Regions from separate parts of the Mus musculus genome. Here all the other regions are linked to region 3. A link is a loop called in an ENCODE intact Hi-C map of the cell type or tissue named here. Cell type or tissue: left cerebral cortex. All regions are shown on one strand. Links, peaks and the distances in the headings refer to the core of each region. The heading gives the core; the rest is flanking DNA. Region 1 has its middle 38 kb from the start of Platr27. Region 2 overlaps Ctnnbl1 (catenin, beta like 1). Region 3 holds the start of Vstm2l (V-set and transmembrane domain containing 2-like).

Region 1 (4,117 bases), core at 1,106-3,605, 280 kb before region 3:
TGACAGGTGCCAGCGGCAGGAGGAGAAATCAGCTCTTCTTGGGCTCTGGGTTCTTGTACCAATGCTGCCTATTGATCTGCCTACATGGAAGGGTGAGCAGGGCCCTGTGCATTTGAGAGCAGGGCCTAGCCCCTGGGTTTGTTTCACTAGATTTAATTCTGGTCGTATTGTCTACGGGACATCTGTCTGTTCCTTGTTGGAGACCTACAGACTGCTTGGCCTGCTTGGGTTCTCTGGTCCTGCAGCCAAGTGTTGGCACTGCCTCGTCCACTGGCTCACTGGTGAGCTCGCTATTTCCAGAGCCTGGGCCTAGGCTTCAGGCCTCCTGCCCTACTTCACCCAGGAGGTCGTTTCATTTCCCTCCCTCCCCACAGGGCTTCTATCACGTACATTGTTCCCATGAGGGAGAATTGGACCCTTTTCCTCTCAACTCGGATGTCTGTAGCCTGAAGAGGGAGATCTGGTGGGCTTTAAGACCCAGGGGCACCAGGGTCAGAGTTAGACAGTACAGGATCTGGATCCTAGGAAGGGGACTCTGTAGTTGTTAAAATTAGATTCCAGCTGGTGATTGGAAGTGAAGCTTAAAAAGCAGAGGCTAGGGTGGGTCTGCCTGCCTCCCGAGGTAAAGGGCCAGCTACCACGGAACAGACTGCCAGAGTGCTGGTGCCCCAGGAAGAGAGCACAAAAGTCAGGACATGGTGGCAGTCCAGCAGGAGCTGGATCGGACTCATCCTTCTTACCAAACCCCTAGTCCCAAATAAACCAGAGCCTCTGGATCTGGGTTCGAAATTTAACTTAATATGCTGTGTGACCAAGCATGTCACCTCACCCTCTCTGAACCTCAATACCCATCATTCTTTTTTTTTTTTTTTTTTAAACAGGGTTTCTCTGCATGGCCCTGGCTGTCCTGGAACTCACTCTGTAGACCAAGCTGGCCTCGAACTCAGAAATCCACCTGCCTCTGCCTCCCAATTGCTGGGATTAAAGACCTGTATCACCACTGCCCGGCTAGTACCCATCATTCTTATACGAGAACCACAGTAGTCACTTTAAGGGTGGGGGATACTCTTGGGGAGAGCCTAGACAGAGTGGGGACCCAGCAAGAAGCAGTTTCCACCTTGGGGGAAAGAAAGCCATCACTGTGCCCAATGGGGCTGCCTGAGACCTGGGAAGCAGAAGCACGGCCTAGTTCCCTGGGCTGGTGGCTGAGGACTCTTGCTGATCCCTGGTTACTATGCATTAATCTCTGTAAAGGGCCCTGCCACGGGGTCTGGAGCACAGTGAATGTCACACATCTGGAATGATGCTCACACTGAGGCAACATCTGGGCATTCACTGTGTCAGGTTTCAAGTCAGCTACCCAGGGCCTTGAGAAATGGTAAAGCTGGGCACATCTAGATCCCTGAGAATCTAGAGCCCAATCTAGGGTGGCAGAGGGGAGACACAAAAGCACCCACAACACAAGACAAGGTCAGGTGGAGACCCGCAGAGAGGTTTCTGAATGGCAGGAGGATGCCAGGGAGTGTAGTAAAGATGAGCTGATCTGTAGGCATTGCCTGTGCCTGGGCACCCTGTCTTACTCATATAGTCTCATTTAAAGCTCAAAACAGCAGTTACAGGGACTTCTTGTGGGCAAGTAGACCTTGCCACCAGACAGAAGAACTGGTCAGGCTGAGTGGCCCCAAGCCCCCTGAAACTCAGAACTGAGAATGGTAGGAGTGGGGCCAACTCCATGCCAAACTCTACGTGCTCTGGGACACATAACCACGACAACCCACTGAGATGACCATGACAATCAGCCATGTGGGGGAAAACATCTGAAGTCCTTCCCCATGCAGGTTAGCATCATTAGCATCTCAGTTTGAGCCAATAGGAAACCCCTACCCCTGGATCCCACCCTGCTCCTCAGTGTTTATAAAGTCCCTGTACACATGGAATAGAGCGCACAGGCTATTTCACCGAGAATCATCTGAGAGCGACTGATTTACTGAGCTGTGACACTTGGGGAAAAGGTTTTCTTCCCAGAAGCATTCATCGCTGGTCCTTGTACCCTCCTGACAGGCTGGACTCATGCTCCTGCTGCCTCTGTTGTCACTGCCTGCTGCCACCGGCAGCTGCCCTGCCCCAGCTGCTGGTATTGACGCTGCCACGGTGCAGGCCAGATCTGGGACCTCAGGTACCTGCCCCGCGTAGGCTTCCCTTCTGAGAGCTGTCACACTGTGTCCGTCTCTGGCTGGACCACAGGGTTCTGCAGAGGATGACAACTTCTAGTCCCATTTTACAGATGCAGAAACTGAGCCCAGAGAGGTCGTGTGATGGCTGATGGCAACCTTCATTGTCAGCTTGATAGGATTTAGAGTCACCATGGCAATAAATCTGCAGGAACGACTCTCAGGAACTTTCTAGACTGTCTTAACAGAGGTGAGAAGACCCACCCTAAACACGCACCGCACCGTTCTACGGCTAGGAGCCTCGATTAAGTGAAAAGACAAAGTAAATAGAGAACCAGCATTCATCTCTCGCGTCTTCCTGCAGATGCAATGGCCACCTCATTCCCAGGGCAAGCCTTCCAGGCCGCGACAGGATGGGGAATGGAAAGATGCAGCAGGGAGCCTGACCAGGAGATGGCGCCAGTGTTGCTGACTTTGAATGACAAACGAGACGGACAAAGTGGCCAGGCTTCTGCTGGATTAGAAACAGACCGCTCAGCATGAGAAATAGCCAGGGCTAGAGCCATTAGCCTTATCAAAAAGCTGATTGCTCTTAGCAAAGTATTTAATACGGTTTCCTGCTATTAGGGCCCAAACCTGGACTAGCAAGATATTAATTCTGCAGATAATCATTGAGAGGGGAGGACCATATTTTAATATATGGCAACAGGCAAGCTATTGTCATTTTTCCCTTCTATCTTGATTGCCGGCTACCCAATTAGAACTGGCTTTCGATGCCCCTTCCTGGAGGGACGGAGATAAGGCTTAATGTCCTCGAACAAGATCTATCGGCTGCGACGAGAGGCCCATAAATATTAATAAATCTATAATTAGTCCTGTGGAAAGGGGTATCCATCCATGAGGCAGTTCCACCCATCGATGCCAAGAAACCACTTTTGCTGGGAAAGCATGACTTTTCTCTCCCAAATGCCAGGCTCTTTGTTCCAGAAGGAAGCAGCCCTTAGATGGTCCAGATCCTGATGTGTTTGCTTTGAGACAGACCCTCAAGAACAGCCAGGATTTCTGCAGTGGTCTCCAGGGAGGGAGGCTTAGCCTAGGTGGTTATAGGAGAAGGTTGGGGGCCCAGAAACATTTTCTCACATTATTTTAATTTTTAAAAACCTTCTTATTGATTCTTTGTGAAGTTCACTTTATGCACCCCAATCTCACTCATTTCCCCATCCCTTCATATCTACCCTCTGCCCTTGCAACCCAAAAGAAATTTCTTTTTCTTTTTTTCTTTTTTTTCTTCTTTTTCTTTTTTGGTTTTCTGAGACAGGGTTTCTCTGTATAGCCCTGGCTGTCCTGAAACTCACTTTGTAGACCAGGCTGGCCTCGAACTCAGAAATCCGCCTGCCCTCTGCCTCCCGAGTGCTGGGATTAAAGGCGTGTGCCTAAAAATTTTTTTAAAAAGTAAAAGAAGCAACAACCAAAAGCATCTCTCTGTAGAAGCCGCAGGGTGTCCCACAGTACACCTTTTATCCAAATATCATTACTTGCAAATGTTCATTGCAATGAGTCTTTGGTCTGGCTCAAGGCCTCTGGCTTCTGCTAGTCTATCAGTAGTGGATGCTCACGGACTCCTCTCAGATATTCTGTTCTTGCCCTGTGTCATGGAGATTCTGCAACTTTGGATCTGCAGGACCAGCCCCTTCATGAGCTCCAGCAGTTCATAGATGGAGTAGATGTTGGGGTGGGCCCTGGATCAAAGCTCCCCAGTGCTGCACCCATCGAGGGGCATTGGCCTGCCCATGCAACCACCTGGCTAGTGAGGGGTGGAGCCAACTCTGCTCAGCGTCCCACACCCCTCGTACATCTACATGGCCCAGGGGCGGCAACCCAGACCAGGACTATGCACTCGGCCTTTGATGGTAACATGGACCACAGATGTTGACACAGACCCTTGC
Region 2 (4,117 bases), core at 801-3,300, 110 kb before region 3:
CACATGTTTGTCACACAGTGCACCTGTGAGGCATCAGTACGTATTTAGAGATCTTTAGGGCACCCACTACTTGCTGGCTGTTTTCCAGAACTGGTGGAGATCCAGCAGTTTGTAAATGTCAGGTGATGGTGAGAAGTGTCATCTACCACATGGTGACATGTTTGTGGATGTTTGTTGAACAGTTTTCAGTTTGAAAATGTTTCAGAAAGCATTTTCAGTAATTATTTTTAAATATTTGGATGACTTGGGTCTAAATAAGACATCCAAAGATGGAGGCTTTGTTTAAAGAAAACAGCAATGAGGATACAGGAGGCCAGGAGGTTGAGAAGGCAGGCTCTGTGGGATGAAGAGTAGGGCTGGTCAGATCTGGGGCCAAGCCAACAGAATTTCAGATTGTGCGGAGGAGTCATACAGAGCAGGGTAAAGAGCCGCTGAGGCGTGAAGCTGCCTGAGCCCCGCATCTTCTGTAGACTGGAGCAAGTGTACCTTGCTGTAGAGAACCTGGGGACCCTTCCACACCCATCCTTGCCCTCAGGCAGCCCTTCTCAGATGCCCAGTCCTGAGCGCAGGCCATGGTCTGCCTTGGTCTGATGTGCTGCTTGCTTTGTGCTGCTCAGGTGCAGCCACGCTGAGGGTCTCCTGACGCTTGTCACCGTGTCAGCCTCTGCTTCCTGGCCTTCTTGCTTCCATTCGTGTTCTCTCCTTTATCTCTGTCGCAAAGCAGAACTCACCAGGTCTTCATTCGCTTGATGCTCACTGCGTGCTGACTTCCTCTTGGTCCTAGAAACTGGCTGCTTGTAGCTCTCAGTATGGCTGATAGGGTCTCTGCTCTCAGGGGGTGAAACAAGATGGTCATGCAGAGGATGAAAATGGAATGGCTGAGTGTGTGGGGGTCTGGTTAGACCTGGTTCTCTAAAAAGGCCTTGTCTTAGTCAGGGTTTCTATTCCTGCATGAACATCATGATCAAGAAGCAAGTTGGGGAGGAAAGGGTTTATTCAGCTCACATTTTCCACATTGCTGTTCATCACCAAAGGAAGTCAGAACTGGAACTCAAGCAGGTCAGGAAGCAGGAGCTGATGCAGAGGCCATGGAGGGATGTTCCTTACTGGCTTGCTTCCCCTGGCTTGCTCAGCTTGCTTTCTTTTAGAACCCAAGACTACCAGCCCAGGGATTGAACCACCCACAATGGGACCCTCCCCCCTTGATCACTAATTGAGAAAATGCCATACCTGGATCTCATGGAGGCATTTCCTCACCTGAAGCTCCTTTTTCTGTGATAACTCCAGCTTGTGTCAAGTTGACACAAAATCAACCAGTACAGGCCTGAGTTCTGGGTACAAGAAGAAGCCAGCCATTCAAAATGGCCAAGAGCAGGGTAGGACAGGGAAGAGACCAAGGTGAGAATGAGCTTGGCACCAGGGAGAATGAGAGGAGCCACTTGGTGTGGGGAGTGGTTCTGCGTCCTATAGGCCTCTGTGAAATCGTCTGCATGGGCAGACATTAGGCATGGGATTGGCAAGTGTCTGTCTAGATGTTTAGAACAACCGACAGGCAGCTGTGGGTGGGGAGTGGGAGGGCAGGAATGGAGGCACATATCTCAAGAGGTGACTGTAGGCTTGCTTTTAGTATTATGACTTTCAAAACTTATTTGATCAAGATCCCTTCCACATGTTTGGGGGTTATTTTATTATTTTTTTAAACATGACATTTCTGAAACGCGTTGTGGGTGGAAGAACTCCAATCTAGCTCTTGAGTGTCATGGAGTGGGCCAGGTAGAAAAGGAATCCTCTTCAGACCCTCTCATCTGCCTGTTTCCCTCTTTCCTCCTTTTCTCTTATATCCTTCTTCTTTGGTCAAGTGGAAAAAGATGTCTGATCATGCCCTCAAACCTCCTCATAGTGAGACCTGCTGTTTGGGGACCTGCTAACAAGCAGAAATAACCAGAGACTTATCAGAAACTGCCAGGCCTCAGAGAGACCTCATTTCCAAGGCCAGGGCTGCTCTGGCTGGTGCTTTAATCCCCACGCAGGATTTGTTTTTAGTTTCAGACTTGGTCACAGATCCAGAAAATTGAAGGTAGGCTGGAGGCTGGAGGAAGTAGGCAGAATGCTAATTTGCACTCCTTACCAGCCGACTCCAGAGCCATGCATAATACAAATACTTTCCTAAGGGTTTTCTGAGCTAAATGTATTTTGACTGCTCTCGGCCCTCCTGCAATCAGATAAAATTGTATCTAACCCAACTAAACATTGAGTTTCACACTTTGCAAGCTTAAAAAGTCTGCCTGTTGGAAGTTAGATTTCTGTAACAAGAAAAAAGACTTTCCTCCAGCCAGACACCCACCAACCATATCCACTTGGCTCTAGGATCTAAGTGCTGCTCACCGCCACTGTCCTGCCAGTTTCTAGACAGCAGAGATGGCAAACATAACTAAGAATCAGGGAAAGAGACAAATAATGCAAATAAATAATGCTGCCATCCATCGCAGCAGAAGCCGGCCATGCCGTCTTGTTTGTAGCAGTGACAAGCCATTGCTGCCAAGCAGAGCTGTGACGTTTGCCACTTCTGAATTGGGGGAGATAGGGGAGTTAGTTAGGGTGGTTTAGAAAAAACTAAGTTGTGGATGCTCTGTGCCCCCAGATGTTTTCTGCTTTCTTTGCCATGCATAAATGATTCAGTTTATTAAGGGAAACACTTTAATGTTCTTACTGGCTGTGAGACTTGAGAGCACGATTGTGTATCCCTGGGAGAAGAGGGAGAGCAGCTCATTTTCTGCTGCAGCCCTTCCAGCTCTGGCACCAGCTCCTCTCCAGTGGCTCCGTCCCCATTCCTTCCCCAAGGCATAAGGGAGAGCTCAGAAAGCGTCACTGACTAGCAACTGGGTGTGCAGACAGGCCACAAATTTCAGATTTTCTTCATGTCCAGATGTTGCCCCTGAGTCTCAGAAAGTCCCAGAAAGAGCAGGGGCTGTATTTGTCTTCTCCTCCCTGTCATCCTTAGGCTCTGTCCAACCAGGTCTGTAGAGTGCAGCTCACTGGGCTCTTCCTCCTCCTGTCTGTCTTTCTGTTCTCTGCTCACTGCTGTCCCAGCTCTATGGCTCTGGCCAGGCTGCCTAACCTCCCTGAGCCTTTGTTGTGTGCTCTGTGAGTGAGAGCTGTGAGCTTTATGCCAGGGTAGATGCAACACTGACTGAGAGCACACAGTGACTGCATAAGTTTATTTGGTAAGGTTAGTTTCTCAGGTATCTGTTTGGGCAGAGTTGTTCAAGATCTTAAAGTGAGCCAGGGTCCGTGAAGTAAGGGGCTTGCTAGCAAAGAACTTGGCTTTTTCTTCCCCAGCGAGGTAAATGGCATGGAGTGAGAACAAAACTCGATGCAAACTTGATTGTGGGCATTTTGAGTTGTTCCTTTAGCCAAAAGTAGTGCCCCCTCCCCCCATTTTCCTGCGATTGCTGTAGGATTCTTCTTTATCCTCACTTCCTGTGTAAGGCAAGCAAGGCAGTGGGAAGGGGAAGGGAGGCTGTACCCAGCTCTCCAGTCTTCCTAGATGCCTGATCACAGCTGTCTTAGCTAAAGAGTCTCTTCTCCAGGAGAGAAAACCAGGGCTGCCTTCCCTCCTTCCTTCCCTGCATGCCCTGGGGTTGCCCACAGGCAGTCCCCCAGAACCTGTTGTACAGATGGCAGTGTAAAGGAGGAAAGGCTCTCTTCAAGATTCTAGAAGGAATCCTGACTTTGGTATCGCTCCTTGGCAGATGTGTGTATTCTGTAGCTACTGTGGGTTTCCTACCGACCTCAAAAGGTGACTCAAGTAAGAGCTGGAAGTATGTTTTACCCAATGCCTCATGCCCTGTTTTTCCATCATGTGTAGGTACTGCTGAGGCAGAGCTTGGGGAAGGAGAGGTGGGATGATGACCATGAGAACCTTGCATTCACCAGCTTTGTAACCCTGCCTTTTCCTTTGTGCCACTCATCTCTGGCTTGCCCAGCCGGGGTCAGGACTAACTTGGGGTTAGGAAGCCATTAAGACCCCTTCCTTGCCTCGGAGTGCCTTGAAGAGGCCATGGGTTGAGAGAGCACTGCAGGCTGCCAGTTCTGCACTCAGTTTGCTCATTTGAAT
Region 3 (4,117 bases), core at 962-3,461:
TTGTCCCTTTGCTGTGCCCTTCCCTCCAGTCTCACTCAGTCTCTGTCTCTCTGTCTGCCCCTCTTCATATTTTGAAATGTATTTATTTACTTCCAATCTGCGTTTGAAGAGGAGAACACTCGGGTCCGATCCCCGGTTCTGCCACCACAGTGTTCTGGAAAGATCTTGGATAGGAGTTTAAAGAGCCTCTGCACAGCTGGCTGATGCTGAAGAGGAGCTGTCCGTGGTGCTGAAACTGTGCCTCTAACATGCAACACCTAGCAGGGAGGGAAACTTGAGTTGATCCTGGTGACAACAGTATACTATCCACCATAATATCTGAAAGGGGCATAGGGAGACAGAATAAAGACAGCAAGCACGGTGTGTCACTCCGCTTTTTAGATCTCTCAAACTTTAGGTACTGTGAGCCGTGCTGGAAGCTGGATCCCTGCGGTGCTGTGTGTGTGGAGCGGGGATCTGTCCACGGTGCTGAACCCTCGCATCTAATCACCCCCGAGGCGCTGTCCGCGGTTCTTAAAGGATGAAACGAAAAGGGTGCTGTCCGCAATGCTGAAACAATGCCTGCCGGCGAAGGCAGAGGAGAAATGAGGGTAGGAAGAATCCTTCCCGGGGTCCGAAACCTTGCTCCGGATCTTCTCAAGACCTCGGAGAAGGCAGCCTTATGAAATAGGCTTTTCTTTAAAATAACCCCCCAACCCTCTTTTCCTGTCACAAAAGCCTCAGTTAAAGAGTCAAGGAAGGAATCAGAATTGGACTGCCACTCTTGGGAATGAAAGAGTCTTCATGGTTTACACACACAGACACACACACACACACACACACACACACACACACACTCCATCTAGACCTTTCATCTAGGGAGAGCCTTACAGTCCAGAAGGGGGCGATCCAGTTCACTGTGTAGAACCCCAACACCTCTAAGCTAGGAGCCCCACTAACTGCTGAGTCCCAGAGACAGGAACCACAATGATAACTACATTGTGTGGGCGCCACGATGTTCCCCACTTTACCCACCTAACTCCAAAGACCCCCCCCCCCCCAACCCCCGACACACACTGCTTCTGGTGGTGGCGTCTGTCCCCATTTTTCAGACGAAGAACTCGAGGACAGGAGAAACTACGCGTGATCACACGGGGACCCCAAAGCTGCCAGATCTTAAACTAGTTCACCTATGTCTCATCCCGGGTGCGCCCCCCACCCCTATTCACCTGTCCTGCACCTCGCCTGGCCCTGGCCCCAACACTACCCAGCTGGCAAAGTTGAGCGGCCCCTCCAGCGCACGGGTCTGGTGGCAGGTCGGATGTTTATCCCCAACGATCGGATTTCGACTCCCAACACCCTAGTGTTCCGCCCTGCGGGGGGTTAGGTCCCCAGGTGGCCTTCCACCCCCGGGCCTGCCCCACCCCCGCTCCCGCGCGGGAGGCCAGTTGCGAGTACCGCTTTAAAAATCCCAGCCTGGGCAAAACTTTGATGATAAATCAAGCTGCGGATCCCTCCGCCGCCGCCGGCTCAGGGCGGGGAGCGAGGGGGAGGGCGGGTGCGCGGCGGCGCGGAGTGGCCTTCCGCGCAAGCGAAGAGTCCCGCAGTCGGAGGCGGCGGGCTGGGCGTGCGCTCGCTGCCTGCAGCCGGGGCCGGGCCGGGGCCAGCAGGAGAGGGCGGCGGCGGCGCCGGGCAGGGTACGGCGGGCGCGGGCTTTGCGGGCTGCGGAGCCCCGATGTGAGGCGGCGGCGCCCCCGGCCGGAGCGCGCAGCATGGGGGCCCCGCTGGCCGCGGCGCTGGGCGCCCTCCACTACCTGGCACTTTTCCTGCAACTCGGCGGCGCCACGCGACCCGCAGGCCATGCGCCCTGGGACAACCACGTCTCCGGACACGGTGAGTTTGCGCGCAGCCCCCACGGACTTCCCCCCACTGAACCCCACCCCGGTCGCAGCCGCTCCAACTTGGCGGTCGCGGTGCTCGAACCTGCGCCGACTGATGCTATGGCCCAGAGTTCCGGGGCGCCCTCTGCTGGGACTGGGGACCCACCCTGTCTCCTATCGGGGCCAGCTCTGCGAGAAGGGGTTCCCAAGAGCACACTCGCTCTGGCCCCAGCTCGCAGAAGACCCCCTCCACGCGCGTACACACTCACACGGATACACACACCTCTGCGACCATACAGATGTCTCCAACCGCGGACACACTCAGCCACGCTCACTGCATCCCACACTCACAACTCTGCACATCCCCTCTGAGCCTCTCCTCGCTGGTAAATATACTTGTGCCCACTACGCACACGAATCAGACACTGGCTGGTGGCTCACCCTGCCAGCTGGCACTCGGGCACACACGCTTCGCTTCGCCACAACTCTTGCCTGTCTGCCTGCAGACACGGATACACATGCACGCACGCACTTGTGCACACACTTTGCCCACCCACTTCTCTCTGCCCCGATTCCTTTCTCCTTTGTGGGTTTAACGCTGAAACTGCTCCTGCATCCTCTTCATCAGGATCCATCCCTTCCACGGCCGGGAATGGTCCTGAGGGGCGCCAGATGCTGTTGCTTAAGACCTGCTAGCCTGGGTGGCAGCTTCCTTTGCCATCCATGTGGGTGGGTGGCATCCAGGGGTAGGGACAGTCTGGGGATAAGAAGGTAGGGACGGAGAGCTGGGATACACTGGAGTAGTTGAGGTCTATTCTTTCAGCTAGAGGCCAGGAGTAAAGAGGAATGTAGGGTGTTTGTCCCTGGGGGGATCATGAACCCCTTGAATCCTACAGGACACCCCCATCTCGGGGACCCCATCTCAACCTTGCCCCTAGAGGACTGAAATGTTGAACTCCAGCATTGTGGGAGCAAGGAGAAAGCAAGTGCTGCCTGCACGAGTGTCTGAAGCGCCTTTCCTCCCCACAGGAGCCCAAGTTGGCAGCAGAGTTGGGTGGTGTGGGGCAGGCAGCTGTGGAGGCTCCCTGCCCCTGAGCCATGCTGTGTGATGGGGCAGGGGTGGTTGAAACCAGAGGTGACCCTGCTTCCGTCCATCCCTTCCCTCATCAGAGGCTACAGCACACGTGCTGTGCTCTGTGTGCCCAGGCTGGGAGAGGTTTGAACAAAGGGCTGAGAACAGGATGATTTCTTTTGATGGGAGTGAGTTAAAGGTGTGCGCCAGAGCCTGGAAACCCAGGCAAGGCCTTTTACAGGTGTGCTGCACGATTGGGGTTGCTCCAGAGGGAGGGGTTTTCAAAGCCATGCTCAGAATTCCTGTGCCTAAGGGAAGCCCAGATCCCCGTATCTACATACACCTCACCTCCTCGCTATGTTGGACAAAAACCTCTCACATACCTTGATGTCCATCATGATTTCTGCTGGCCTGGCAGGAAAGGTAGAAAACAGGGAAAGGACTATTTTGATGCTCTATTCACAGAGGAGAAATCAAGTCTCAGAGAGGTGAAGGGAGTTGCCCAAGGTCACACAGTGAGAGAGCGGCTGAGCCAAGACTGGCTCCAGGGTCTGTCAGGCGAGAAGCAGCACTTTGTCCAGGTCATTTCTCTCCCTGTCACATTTTTTTTTCTCATTCAGGGGAAACTGGGAATTCCTCCCTTCTCTCCCCTCCCGTCTGCCTGTCCAGCTCAGTTCCTTGGCACTGTCAAAACTTATACTAGGAGGCCTCTTCAAGAAGGACTTGCCTTTCTGAGTTTGAGATCCCTTGAGGTACAAACATAGAACTCTGAGGCCTATGGTCATTGTCTTTGGGGCACCAGACCCTCCGAATTTGGGTCATTCTTGAGTAAGCAGGCTCTTTCCTTTGTGTGACAGTCTCCTCCTGCCCCCTGGTGCCAGCTGCGCTGAGAGGGGCACAGCCCTACTGATCTTCTCATCCCCACTCTGGACCAACCCCTGAATTGGGGATTCAGGGAGGTGCTGGATGCAAAGGGGACAGGACCAGTTTCTGAGAATCTGATCTCCTCTTGACTGTCTCTGGGTAAATGGGTCACCCCTTGGGACCTCCTCTGCTCTGTCCCTCAAGAGATGGCCCCACTGCTCTGCAGGGGCCCGTCCACCCTCTCGACATTGCCAGGCTCAAAGTCACCAAGCACTGGCTGCTAAGGAGCCCCACAGCTGCCCCTCTGCTGGGTCCAGCACCC

Evidence for each region. Hi-C counts contacts between places; a loop is a spot of excess contacts. Peaks named below come from ENCODE experiments on the same cell type or tissue, not always from the same donor. Only the 100,000 strongest peaks of a DNase experiment are listed, where the experiment ranks them.
Region 1: it touches region 3 in a loop (3-fold over the local background); 7 of 42 quality-filtered maps call a loop at or near these places.
Region 2: it touches region 3 in a loop (5-fold over the local background); 3 of 42 quality-filtered maps call a loop at or near these places.

What each region holds. Positions count from the first base shown.
Region 1 is chr2:157,633,227-157,637,343 of GRCm38, forward strand. No RefSeq gene overlaps it. Among named protein-coding and RNA genes, the nearest start is that of Platr27, 38 kb to the left of the region's middle. In left cerebral cortex, for the core only: a CTCF peak has its summit at 2,623 (motif pointing right); a DNase peak (open chromatin) is centred at 2,628.
Region 2 is chr2:157,802,474-157,806,590 of GRCm38, forward strand. The region is part of intron 5 of Ctnnbl1 (catenin, beta like 1); the gene reads left to right. Among named protein-coding and RNA genes, the nearest start is that of Ctnnbl1, 67 kb to the left of the region's middle. In left cerebral cortex, for the core only: no CTCF peak of the experiment used is centred there; DNase peaks (open chromatin) are centred at 2,196 and 2,767; H3K27ac peaks cover 2,500 bases.
Region 3 is chr2:157,913,060-157,917,176 of GRCm38, forward strand. It overlaps Vstm2l (V-set and transmembrane domain containing 2-like), which reads left to right and starts at 1,594. Exons shown (of 4, transcript NM_198627.2): 1 at 1,594-1,872. The coding sequence starts at 1,752. In left cerebral cortex, for the core only: a CTCF peak has its summit at 2,007 (motif pointing left); DNase peaks (open chromatin) are centred at 1,473, 2,043, 2,274 and 2,856; H3K4me3 peaks cover 2,030 bases; H3K27ac peaks cover 812 bases.